3 separate regions of the Homo sapiens genome follow, and regions 1 and 3 are each linked to region 2. Evidence: chromatin contacts called from ENCODE Hi-C or POLR2A ChIA-PET data. All regions are on one chromosome and are shown on one strand. Each heading gives the region's core, a stretch centred on a gene start or an enhancer-like site at or near the end of the contact. The rest is flanking DNA. Distances are from core to core; before and after follow the strand shown. Region 1 holds the start of EMC10 (ER membrane protein complex subunit 10). Region 2 holds the start of KCNC3 (potassium voltage-gated channel subfamily C member 3). Region 3 has its middle 8.1 kb from the start of MYREM.

What was found. Hi-C counts contacts between places; a loop is a spot of excess contacts on that map. ChIA-PET counts read pairs that join two places held with the same protein, here RNA polymerase II (POLR2A). Pooled maps may share reads with other maps.
Region 1: a loop to region 2 is called in a map of naive thymus-derived CD4-positive, alpha-beta T cell, with 13 times the contacts of the local background. The contact joins the promoter of EMC10 here to the promoter of KCNC3 in region 2. A Hi-C loop is called at or near these places in 2 of 168 maps with a recorded cell type or tissue (CD8-positive, alpha-beta T cell and naive thymus-derived CD4-positive, alpha-beta T cell), 4 of 37 single-sample maps with no recorded cell type and 12 of 50 pooled maps. POLR2A ChIA-PET finds 5 or more read pairs at or near these places in 8 of 52 experiments (Caco-2, HEK293, T-cell and 4 more).
Region 3: a pooled map shows a loop between it and region 2 (2.2-fold over the local background). The contact joins the enhancer-like site here to the promoter of KCNC3 in region 2. A Hi-C loop is called at or near these places in 1 of 50 pooled maps. POLR2A ChIA-PET finds 5 or more read pairs at or near these places in 5 of 52 experiments (Caco-2, H1, WTC11 and 2 more).

The regions. Positions count from the first base shown.
Region 1 is chr19:50,475,175-50,478,990 of GRCh38, forward strand. EMC10 (ER membrane protein complex subunit 10) reads left to right here and starts at 1,333. Exons shown (of 7, transcript NM_206538.4): 1 at 1,333-1,484; 2 at 2,755-2,827; 3 at 3,783-3,816. The coding sequence starts at 1,371. It overlaps GARIN5A (golgi associated RAB2 interactor 5A), which reads right to left and starts at 1,674. Exons shown (of 5, transcript NM_001308429.2): 1 at 956-1,674; 2 at 659-759; 3 at 151-329. The coding sequence starts at 1,214. RefSeq lists enhancers at 971-1,471, 1,338-1,537.
Region 2 is chr19:50,327,903-50,331,299 of GRCh38, forward strand. It overlaps KCNC3 (potassium voltage-gated channel subfamily C member 3), which reads right to left and starts at 1,475. Exons shown (of 5, transcript NM_004977.3): 1 at 311-1,475. The coding sequence starts at 1,180. It overlaps LOC105372437 (a long non-coding RNA gene), which reads left to right and starts at 1,718. Exons shown (of 4, transcript XR_007067299.1): 1 at 1,718-1,893. RefSeq lists silencers at 338-427, 1,036-1,585, 1,666-1,725, 2,603-2,782, 2,796-3,165 and an enhancer at 1,190-1,484.
Region 3 is chr19:50,495,076-50,498,845 of GRCh38, forward strand. No RefSeq gene overlaps it. Among named protein-coding and RNA genes, the nearest start is that of MYREM, 8.1 kb to the left of the region's middle. Within about 2 kb of position 1,801, at least 6 of the 41 ENCODE cell types and tissues checked have a DNase peak (open chromatin) inside an H3K27ac peak, as active enhancers do.

The sequences.
Region 1 (3,816 bases), core at 83-2,582, 150 kb after region 2:
TTCTCCCGGGTAGATGGCAGCTCAGGGAGGGCCGGTAGCACTGCCAGCTCCTGGCCCTGGGGGTGGTCTGGACGAGGGGAGGTACTGCTGGGGGCTCAGGTGCCTGGAGCTGAGGGAGGAAGGGGTCTCGGCTGAGGTGGGGGCAGTTACCCGAAGAGTTGCAGGTGTCCGTTCTCCTTGGCAGGGCCGGCCAGAAGCAATAGGTCCGGGAGCTCCAGGGCTGGACTGGAGGCTGCCACCCCCATGGTGACCTCGTTGGCAACTTCTCCCAACCGAGTCACCTGGGGCCAGAGGTCAGAGGTCGGGGCAGGATAGATGTCGGGGCAGAACTGAGGAGGGATCAGAGGTTAGGAATCTTGGTAGGGGAAAAGGTCATGAACCAGGTGAGTTGAAAATCAGGCTGGGGGCCAGATATCTTGAAATTAAAGTTCAAGAATCATATGGGTGTGAAGTCAGGGAAACTGAGGCAAGGGAGTTACAGGCCAGGGTTCACAAAGAATCTAGAGAACTAGAAGTATGGGGTGTCAGAGATCACATAGGAGTTGGGAGTCGGGAATCCCACGAGATGGACGTTATGGGGGAGCAGGGGCTTTCCAAGTCAGGAGGAGGTCGAGGGGCAGGCCGAGGCTGGGGATGAGGGGGTTCTGGGGCTCCCTACCTGTACGAAGTTGCTCTCAAAGATGGGGAAGTCCCGAAACTGGTCGAATTCGCCGCTCTGGAGGTAGCGTTGGAGCCGTCTGGGACGGCCCGTGGGAGAGGCTGCAACCAGGAGGCATTTTACCAGGACGAAGTCTGGGGGTCGATCCTGGGAGGCTGTGCCTGGCTTCCCAACTGAGAGGGCCCGGCACAGCCCCGCGGAGAGGACGGGGTATCAGATGCCCCCGAATTGCCGGCCCCATCCTACTTGGTTCCTTCACCAGGTCCAACCCCTCTAGGCCTGGCTCCCCTCTCTCACCTGCCATCCCACCTGGTTCCACCTCGCCAGCTCCACCCAGGGCCGGCTTAGGGCCGCGATCCCGCCTCATTGCAATGTCCCCGTCCGACGGGAGCGGACGGAGGAGCAGAGGGAGAAAGCGAGGGGGCGGGACTACGCGCACTGTGACGTCATGATGCGGAGCGGGCTTTATGACGTCACACAAGAGCGGGCTCCTGATTTGTGATGACGTCCCTGGAGGGGGCGGCTCCTGGAGATCAGGCCAAAGGGGCGGCCCCATCCTGCTGACGTCAGGCCCCAGGTGCGGACGGGTGCCAGTGCGCAGGTGCCGGGGCCCAGCGCAGGCGCACGGGCGTCAGGATGCGGCCTGTTCCTCCCGGCGTGCTCCGCGGCTCTTGGCTCACAGCCGTCCCTTCGCTGGTGGGAAGAAGCCGAGATGGCGGCAGCCAGCGCTGGGGCAACCCGGCTGCTCCTGCTCTTGCTGATGGCGGTAGCAGCGCCCAGTCGAGCCCGGGGCAGCGGCTGCCGGGCCGGGACTGGTGCGCGAGGGGTGAGTGCTCTTTAGCTGTGCATAGCGGGCGCGGTCTACGGATGTCGCAGGTCTTGGGTCTTTAGGTGAGTTACAGACGGAAGGAGGCTGCGCAGGGCTGAGAGGGAAGAGGTGGGAGATCCCTGGAAAGCCAGGCCTCAGTCACGCACGCGCAGGAGGGGCCTCGCCAGTGCACCGGGTTGCAAGGACTGGGTGGGAGGACAAGCGCACCTGTCGGAAGGCTCTGGCTCGGGAATATGTATGAGGGGGCGGGGCTGGGGGTGTGGAATCTTGGAGAATCCGACGTCCGGGCGGTTGAAATGAAAGAGGCAAGGTGAAGCCGGGCGCGGTGGCTCATCTGTCATCCCAACGCTTAGGGAGGCCGAGGCGGGAGGATTGCTCTAGGCCAGGAGTTCAAGACCAGCCTGGGCAACATAGCGAGCCCTGTCTCTACAAAAAATACTAAAAAAAAAAAAAAAATTAGGCCGGTCGCGGTGGCTCATGCTTGTAATCCCAGCACTTCGGGAAGCCGAGGCGGGCGGACCACTTGAAGTCAGGAGTTCAAGACCAGCCTGCTCAAAATGGTGAAACCCCGTCTCTACTAAAAACACAAAAATTAGCTGGATGTGGTGGCAGGTGCCTGTAATTCCAACTACTCGGGAGGCTGAGGCAGGAGAATCGCTTGAACCCAGGAGGCAGAGGTTGCAGGGAGCTGAGATCACGCTACTGCACTCCAGCCTGGGCGACTGAGCGAGACCCTGTCTCAGAAAAAGAAAATAAGGCGTGGGAGGGGGCTCTTGAGGAAGTGGAGATGAGTTTTGTCTCCTAAATATGCGTGAGTATGCAAGTTTGGAGGTTGGAGAAAAGGAAAGCATGAATCTTGAATGTGCTTAATAGGGACTGAACTCAGGCTGCATCTTGGCTATTGGGCTGTCAGGTGATAAGGAGGCCATTTGAATATTAGCATGAAAAAGAAGGCTTGGGAGAGGGAGAGTGTCATTTAACTCATGAGTATTTGTGGCGCAAGGCTTGGAAGTGACCTTGGGATAGTTGCTTTGGCAATGAGGTTAGGCATGTTTGTAGGGTCTGGTTTTCTGGGGGTGAGGGAGTGCAGAGTATGAATATTCATGAAATGGGTGGTTTCTAGTGAAATAAAGGCAAGCAGCAGTGATTAACTTGAAGATAAGGCTCCTCCCTCAGCCCACCAGTCTGTCTGTCCTGGGTTCTGTGGGTGACTACTATGCTGAGGGCTTGGGTGGTCCTCACCTGGGGCCTTCTGTGTCCTCTGCAGGCTGGGGCGGAAGGTCGAGAGGGCGAGGCCTGTGGCACGGTGGGGCTGCTGCTGGAGCACTCATTTGAGATCGGTGAGTCAGGCAACGTCCTCTCCTAGACACTTAACATTGGTGCCCTGAGAAGTCAAGACTTGGAGTCTGGGTGCCTCCCGTCGTATGACATTTACTAACAACCATTTACTAACAGATTTGCCTCAGGTTAGGGGAAAGTGGGACATGAAAGAAGAGAAACACTCTTTAAATGCCCCCTTGCCTGTGAGACAAACCTCAGTTTTTAAAAGGTCATCACAGCAGTAATAATTTCAGAGCGGCTTTCCTGATCAGTCGCCACGTGCCCAGCATTAGCGGTTCCACGCTTTGCAAGTATTAACTCAGATGTCCTCACAGCAGCCATGTGAGGTGGTAGGTATTCGTGTCAGCCCCTTTTTCCAGAAGAGGAAACGGGCTCAGAGTAGGCACCACACAAGGTCTCATCGTGAGTGAGTGGCAGAGCAGGGGCCAGCTTCAAACCCAAACTTAAATTGCCATGATGCAGGTGTCCAGGTTCCCAGAGCTGGACGTCAGTGCTGCCCAGAGTGTAGTAATCGAGTCTGAGGCCCCGAACCTGAGGGCACAAACCCTGAAGCTGGTGCCCCTCTGCAAACCCTGGCATCTGCTCAGTGAACAGCTCCCCTGATTCTGACATGGCCAGGTAGTTGGGAATTCCTGAACTCCACAGCCTCCGTATTTTGCAGTTGGGGAAGCTGAGGCTCAGAGAGGTTGTGTGGCTATCCCTGGGTCACCTGGTGAGGCAGAGGCAGGATTTGGGAGCTGTGGGGTTCATGCATCTGCTACGGGTTGCCTTGTGAGGTGGAACATGGTGGAGGTGTCCCCACTTTGCAGATAGCAAAATGGGGGCCCAGATGGGGAGGGAACCTGGTCACTCGGGTGGAGGCCAGGCCAAAATTTGAAGCTGGACCTCCTGGCCCCTGCCTGGGTTGAAGGGTGGGCGGGGGAGGGGGCGTCTCTGAACCTGAGCTCCTCACAGATGACAGTGCCAACTTCCGGAAGCGGGGCTCACT
Region 2 (3,397 bases), core at 225-2,724:
AAGCACGGGAGATTCACGGTCTGGAGGAAGTGTCTAAGCGTCTAGGGTGGCCTTGGCGGGGGAGGGGGAACTTTGGAGGGGTCTGGAAGAGCCCGAAGGTTGGAGATCCGTCTTTGGAGGATCTGGGGGATGGCTGCGAGAGGGGGGTGTGTTCGGAGGAGCCCAGGAGACTCAGGATTGGGGAAGAGGCTTCTAGGAGACTGAGAAGCCTAGAGGGACCCGGAGGGTTGGAGCTGGGGCGCTCCTGGGAGACTGGGGGCGCCTGGAGAGGCGGGGGTGGGGTGGATGGGGGCCCCGAGAGCGCGCTCACCCTGGCAGCCCGCGACGAGTAGGGGTCCTCGAAGAGCGCCCACACGCGGGGCTGCCAGCGGCGCCACCATGTGCCGCCCGCGCCGCCCGCGCCCCCTGGCGGCCCCCCGGCGCCGCCGCCCGCGTCCTGGAAGCAGAGGCGCTTGAGCTCGCCGCCCGCTCCGTCCAGGCCGCCGCCGCCCGCGCCCGCCTCGTCGTCCAGGCCTCCGTCGTGGGCGCCTGCGGCGTTGGCGGCGTTGGCGGCGCCCGCGGGGTCGGGCGCCTCGAAGGAGTCGAGCGCCTCCTCAGCGTCGCGATGCTGCCGGTAGGTCATCCAGCAGCAGGCCTCCACGTCGGTCTCGTCGATGCCCCAGAAGCCGAGCTCCTCCTCAAACAGGGGCCCGCACACGTCGGCTGGGCAGTGCAGCTTGCCGGTGCGGTAGTAGTTGAGCACGTACGCGAAGACTCCCGGGTGCCGGTCAAAGAAGAACTCGTCGGCGCCCGGGTCGTAGTCGAAGCGTGCCGCCGCCTCGGGCTCCGTCAGGCCGGCCAGCCGCGTCCCCGGCAGGGTGCGCAGCGTCGAGCGGTACGTCTCATGGCGCACGCCGCCCACGTTGATCACGATCTTGCCGCTGTCGCCACCGCCGCCGCCGTGCCGCCCCATGGCCGCCGCCGGCAGCCCGGGGCATGGCTCGGCGCGCCGGTCCCCGGGCCCGCGGGGTGCCGGGGGGCCCGCCGGGGACGCGGCGGGGCCGGGCTGCGCAGGCTGCTGCTGCTGCGGCGGCAGCGGTGGCGGCGGCGGGGACTCGGGCGGCTGCGGCGGTGGCGCCGGCTGCTGCTTGCTGGCCCCCTGGCGCCCGCGGAAGGACGAGACGCAGACTGAGCTCAGCATTGGACGGGGGGCGGGGCGGGAGGGGCGGGGACGCAGGGGCGGGGACACGGGGGGAGAGACCGACGGGATTGGGTGGGAGGAGGAGCGAGGTAGCGGGGGCGTGGCTTAGGGGAGAGGAACCAAACTGATTGGCCTGGGGGAGGTGGGGCGGGGCTGTGGCTGGGAGGAGTGGGGCGGGCACTCTAACGCGACCCAGCTGGACGAGTCGGGGCCGCCAATGAGACGGAGCGATTGGCTCTTTCTAAGAGAGCAGGGAGGAGGGGCGGGGCGGGGCGTCAAGGGAGGCGGGACCGGTTACTACTAATTGTGTTCGGCAGCACTGGTAGCCAGGGGAAGGCGGGGCTAGATACGATAGAGAGAGACCTTACTGAACTGAAAAAAGTGCGGGCGGGGTAGAGGGAGGAGGGGACACATCCAAGCTATTTAAAGACGCCCGACTGGCCTGGAGGGGCGGGGCCACCATGAGAGAGGCCGTCCTGATTGGGCTGAGAAAGGGGCGGAGAGAAACAAAACAGATCGCACGCCCTCACCTAAAACACCGCTAGGCAGGACCTGGTGGGGAGGAGCATTGCTTGGAAGAGACAGGGCCGCAGAAAGTAGAAACGGTCCAGATGAGACTGCATGGGGCGGGAACTAGAGATGGAGGACTTTCCCGCGCAAGGGGGACAGGCTGGACTGAAAGAGGACACGGGAAGAACAAAGACTTAGACTCGGTGAGAAGGTGTTGAAACTTGAGAGAGTCCTGGAAACCCGAGAGGGTCTGGATAGGCCTAAGGGAGGGAGCGGGGCTGAGGCTCCAAGGCGGGCCTGGTTAGTCGGGGCTGGGCCCGGAGAATGAGTGTCCGGATGGATGAGTGGTACTGAGGAAGGTGAGTGGGGTCGACAAATAGAAAACGTCTTGAGGCAGGGCGCAGTGGCTCACGCCTGTAACGCCAGCACTTTGCGAGGCTGAGGTGGGTGGATCATTTGAGGTCAGGAGTTCGAGACCAGCCCGGCCAAAATGGTGAAGCCCCGCCTCTACTAAAAATACAAAAATTAGTCGGGCGTGGTTGTGGGTGCCTGTAGTCCCAGCTAGTCGGGAGGTTGAGGCAGGAGAATCGCTTGAACCTGGGAAGTAGAGGTTGCAATGAGTCGAGATCGCACCACTCCACTCCAGCCTGGGCGACAGAGCGAGACTCTGTGTCAAAAAATAAATAAATAAAAGAAAAAGAAAACGTCTTGAATGGGCGGTAGGAAAGAGAGACTAAGGAAGGAGCGGGGCTTGAGGGTCTTGAAAGCAACCAGGGTAGGCGAGGGCAGGGCAGGGCTAAGGGAGGGTAGAGGAACGGGAGAGGTGGATCCCAGGGGAACAATGAGACTACAAAGAGTACAAAGCTACTGGGCTGGATGGAGGGGAGGGACCTGGAACGGGGAGTCTTCGGGATCAGAAGACCTGGGAGAGGGCACTGCCTAAAGGTCACAGGGTCTCAAAGGGCGAGGCGAGAACTTCTAACGAACGCTACACCGCGGCGGACTGCAGATTGGAGGACCGAGGGTAGATGAGGACTGGTGAGGAGGGGGCACGCAAGGAGGCAGAGAGGACGGGAGAGGGGAGAGGCCAAAGCGCCAGGAAGCACCGTCAAGACTGAGGCAATATAGGCAGGACCGATAAAAAATGGGGTGGGCTAGGAGTCTCAGAGGTCGGGTTCTGGGGAAGAATGGAGTGAGGGGCGGGGCCAGAAAAAGGGGACCGCCTCGGAGCGGGCCGTCCCCGCCCCCTGGGCGGTCGTAGGCTCCGAGAGGCAGAGCGCAGGCTCAGGGGGCTGGGGCGGGGCCAGCGGCTGCGGCTGGGGCTGCGGAGGGAGGAGGCGGCGCCTGCGGGAGCGAAGGGGGCGGGTCAGGGGGCTGCGGGCGCCCTCGGGCAGCACAGTTTCTGGCCCGCCGCTTCCTGCTGCAGGTGCGGCGGCTGATTCGTATCGCCTCCCAACCCCATCCCACCCCCGCTCCCGTTTCTGGGTTTCTTGGCGTCTCTTTTTCTCCCTTCTTGAGTATTTGTGCCGCCGTCTCTGTTCCCACCCCTCTGAGTCTCCGACCCCTCGTTTGTAAATCTGCCCTCCTGGGTCTCTGATTCTGTCCCCCTCCTTCTGAGTCTTTGCTCCTCTTCTCTCTAGGCCTCAGTCTCTCCTCCCTGGTGTCTCAGTCCCCGCCCCCCCACCCCAGCTCCCCCGAGTCTCTTTC
Region 3 (3,770 bases), core at 551-3,050, 170 kb after region 2:
GCAAGAGGGGCAGCGAGAAAGAGGTAGGAGATGAGGAGGGATGTTAATTGCCTGGCATACAGTAGGTGCCCCATAATTGCTTGTCTTTGTCCCCGAGAAAGAGCCGATGGGACAGAAAGAAGTTAGAGATAAGGGAAGAAGGCGAAGTGAAGGGTTAGGGGAGAATAAGAAAACTGTCTGGCACACAATAGGTACTCAATAAATGCCCATTTTCTTCCCTGGCACAGAGCAGAAAGAAGCAGAGACTGGTGGAGTCAGTGGAGACTGAAGGGCAAGAGGAGAGGAGAGAAAGGACATAATTGCTTGCATACCAGAAGTGCTCAATAAATGTAGTCCTTGCCTTGGAAGAGGGCAGAGAGCTCAGAAACACAAGGAAAGGACAGAAGAGGGACCGGGGAGGAAGAGAGTGAGGAGAGAGGTATGTAAGGTGTTTAGTACACAGTAAGTGCTCAAAATGTGTCCACTCCCTCTGCCAGGAGAGAGCAGAAAGTCAGAAAGGAGAGGACACCAATAGAGAGGAAAGAAAGGGGCCAGGCGCCGTGGCTCATGTCTGTAATCCTAGCACTTTGAGAGGCAGAGGTGGGAGGATCGCTTGAGCCCAAGAGTTCGAGACCAGCCTGGCCAACGTAGAGAGACCCTGTCTCTACAAAAAATACAAAAATTAGGCTGGGTGCGGTGGCTCATTCCTGTAATTCCAGCACTTTGGGAGCCAAGGTGGGTGGATCACCTGAGGTCAGGAGTTGAAGACCAGCCTGACCAACATGGTGAAACCCCGTCTCTACTAAAAATACTTAAAAATTATCCAGGCGTGGTGGCGGGTGCCTGTAATCCCAGCTACTCGGGAGGCTGAGGCAGGAGAATCGCTTGAACCCAGGAGGTGGAGGTTGCAATGAGCTGAGATCACGCCATTGCACTCCAGCCTGGGCGGCAAGAGCAAAACTCCATCTCAAATAATAATAATAATACAAAAATTAGCCAGGAATGGTGGTGTGTGGAGTTCCAGCTACTTGGGAGGCTGGGGTGGGAGGACTGCTTGAGCCCAGGAAGTCGAGGCTGCAGTGAGCTGCGATTGTGTGCGCTCCAACCTGAGCGACGGAGTGAGACCCTGTCCTAGAAAGAAAAAAAGAAAGAAAGGAATGGGGGTGGGGGGAGGAAAGAAGGTAGCGAGAGAGGAGCCATGTTCCTCAACTCCTCGGCGCATAGCAGATGCTCAGTAGATGCCCGTTTCCTTCCCAGGAGAGACCAAGCAAATCAGAAAGAGAAAGGAACTGGGGCAGAAGGGACAGGAAAGCAAGAAGGATGGAAAGTGCAGACGCGGTTAGGGGAATTGCCTGCCAAGCATCAGGTGCTTAATAATTGCCCGTTTCTTCCATGGAAGGAGCCAGAGGCACAGGAGGAACAAGTAGAGGGCGCCGAGGACGGCACACCCGAGGCGGGCACACCCGAGGCGGGCACACCCGAGGACGGCACACCCGTGGCGGGAGACGGAGTGTGTGAGGAGAGGCGAGGAGGCATTTTGGGTGCATACAGCAGGTACTCCATAAATGCCTGTCCCCTTCCCCAGGCAGAGCAGAGAAAGCAGGCTGGGAGTAGGTGGAGACCCCAGGAAGGGAGGCCAGGGGAGAAGGAGAGTCTGAGGGTGGAGGCCGTGGGCCAGGCCCGCAGGAGGTGCACCTTCCCCAACCCAGCAGCCGCTGTGGCCGACCCTCCTCCGTGGCCCAGCCCACAGGCCTCCCCAGCTGGCTGGCTCCTCCGGAGCCCTGACAAGGGCCCATTGTCCTGGGCCTGGCACCGCCTGGCCTGGCCTGGCCTGGAGGGGGAGGGGAGGCTGTCCAGCCCTGACCGGCTCTTGTCCCCTGTGTCTGTTTGTGTGTATTGGAGTGGGGGCGCTGTCTGGTCTGTCTGTCTCTGAGTCTCTCTGTGTCTCCCTGTCTCTCACGTGCTGTGTCTCTGTGACCTGCTGTCTCTCTCATTTCTGAGCTTACGGCCCCCATCTTGTCTCTGTCTCGCTCTGTCTCTCTCTGTCTCTTTCCGTGCCTGTCTCTGGTTCTCTCTCTGCATCCATCTCTGTCTCTGGGAGGGAGGAGCCCCCACCCCCAGCTCCAGAATTCCCACCCCCTATACCCAGGATCAGGGCTGGGGGGCCGAGCTGAGAGGCAGAGGAGTGAGGAAGGAAAGAAGGAGGCGCAGAAGGGAGAGAGGTGAGGACAGAAACAGCTTTATTCAGCAGGGACCGCAGAGGCCCCGGAGGGCTTCGTCCAGGGAGCTGGGGAGAGAGGAGGAGTCAGAGACAGGAGAGACAGACAGAGATGGAGAGAAATGGGGGGAGAGACAGAGACAGAAATGGGGGTAGAGACAGAGACAGAGAGAAATGGTGGGAGAGAGGCAGAGAGAAGTGGGGGACAGTCAGAGATAGAAATGGGGAAGAGACAGAGATAGAAGTGGGGGAGAGGCAGAGACAGAGAGAAGTAGAGGAGAGACAGAGATAGAAGTGGGGGAGAGACAGAGAGAAGTGGGGGAGAGACAGAGACAGAGAAATGGGGGAGAGACAGAGATAGAGGAAGTGGAGGAGAGACAGAGAGAAGTGGGGGAGAGACAGAGACAGAGAGAAATGGAGAGACAGAGATAGAAGTGGGGGAGACAGAGACAGAGAAGTGGGGGAGAGACAGAGAGAAGTGGGGGAGAGACAGAGATAGTGGGGGAGACAGAGACAGAGAAGTGGGGGAGAGAGAGATAGAAATGGGGGAGAGACAGAAGTGGGAGAGAGACAGAGATAGAAATGGGGAGAGACAGAGACAGAGAGAAGTGGGGGAGAGACAGAGATAGAAATGGGGGAGAGAGACAGAGAGAAGTGGGGGACAGACAGAGGCAGAGAAGTGGGGGAGAGTCAGAAATAGAAATGGGGGAGAGACAGATAGAAATGGGGAGAGACAGAGAGAAGTGGGGAGAGACAGAGAGAGAAATGGGGGAGAGACAGAGATAGAAGTGGGGGAGAAACAGAGACAGAGAGAAGTGGGGGAGAGAGAGACAGAGAAGTGGGGGAGAGTCAGAGATAGAAGTGGGGGAGAGACAGAGAAGTGGGGGAGAGGCAGAGAAAGAAGTGGAGGAGAGGCAGAGACAGAAGATGGGGAGAGACAGAGATAGAAGAAGACAGAGAGAAAGAGACACAGAGATACAAAGCCAGGGAGAGACAGAGAGATGGGGAGAAAAGGGAGAGTAAGAAAGAGAAACAGGGGGTGCTGAGGGAGACTGAGAGAAAGTTGGGGGGAGGAGACAGAGACACAGAAAAGAGGTGGGAGGAAGAGACAGATGAGACAGATGGAGAGACAGAGAGAAACAGACGAGAAGGAGGAGAGAGAGATGGAGAGAACGATAGGGAGAATGAGAGACAGAGACAGTGAGGAGAGGGAGATGAGGCAGGAGAGGAGATAAAGAGAACTGGGGAGAGGGACACAGAGAAAGACAGATGGGGAGAGAGACAGAGACAGGGAGAAAGAGAAGGAGAGAGAGACGGAGAGAGAGAGGAGAGAGGGAGACAGCGGGAAAGAGGGGGAGAGAGAGAGACGGAGAGAGGGAGACGGAGAGAGAGAGACAGAGGGAGAGAGAAAGAGGGAGAGAGAGAGTGGGAGAGAGAGACAGAGGGAGAGAGGGAGAGGGAGAGAGAAAGAGGGAGAGAGAGAGAGAGGGAGAGAGAGACAGAGGGAGAGACGGAGAAAGAGAGGGAGAGAGAGACGGAGAGAGAGAGACAGGGAGAGAGAGACAGAGGGAGA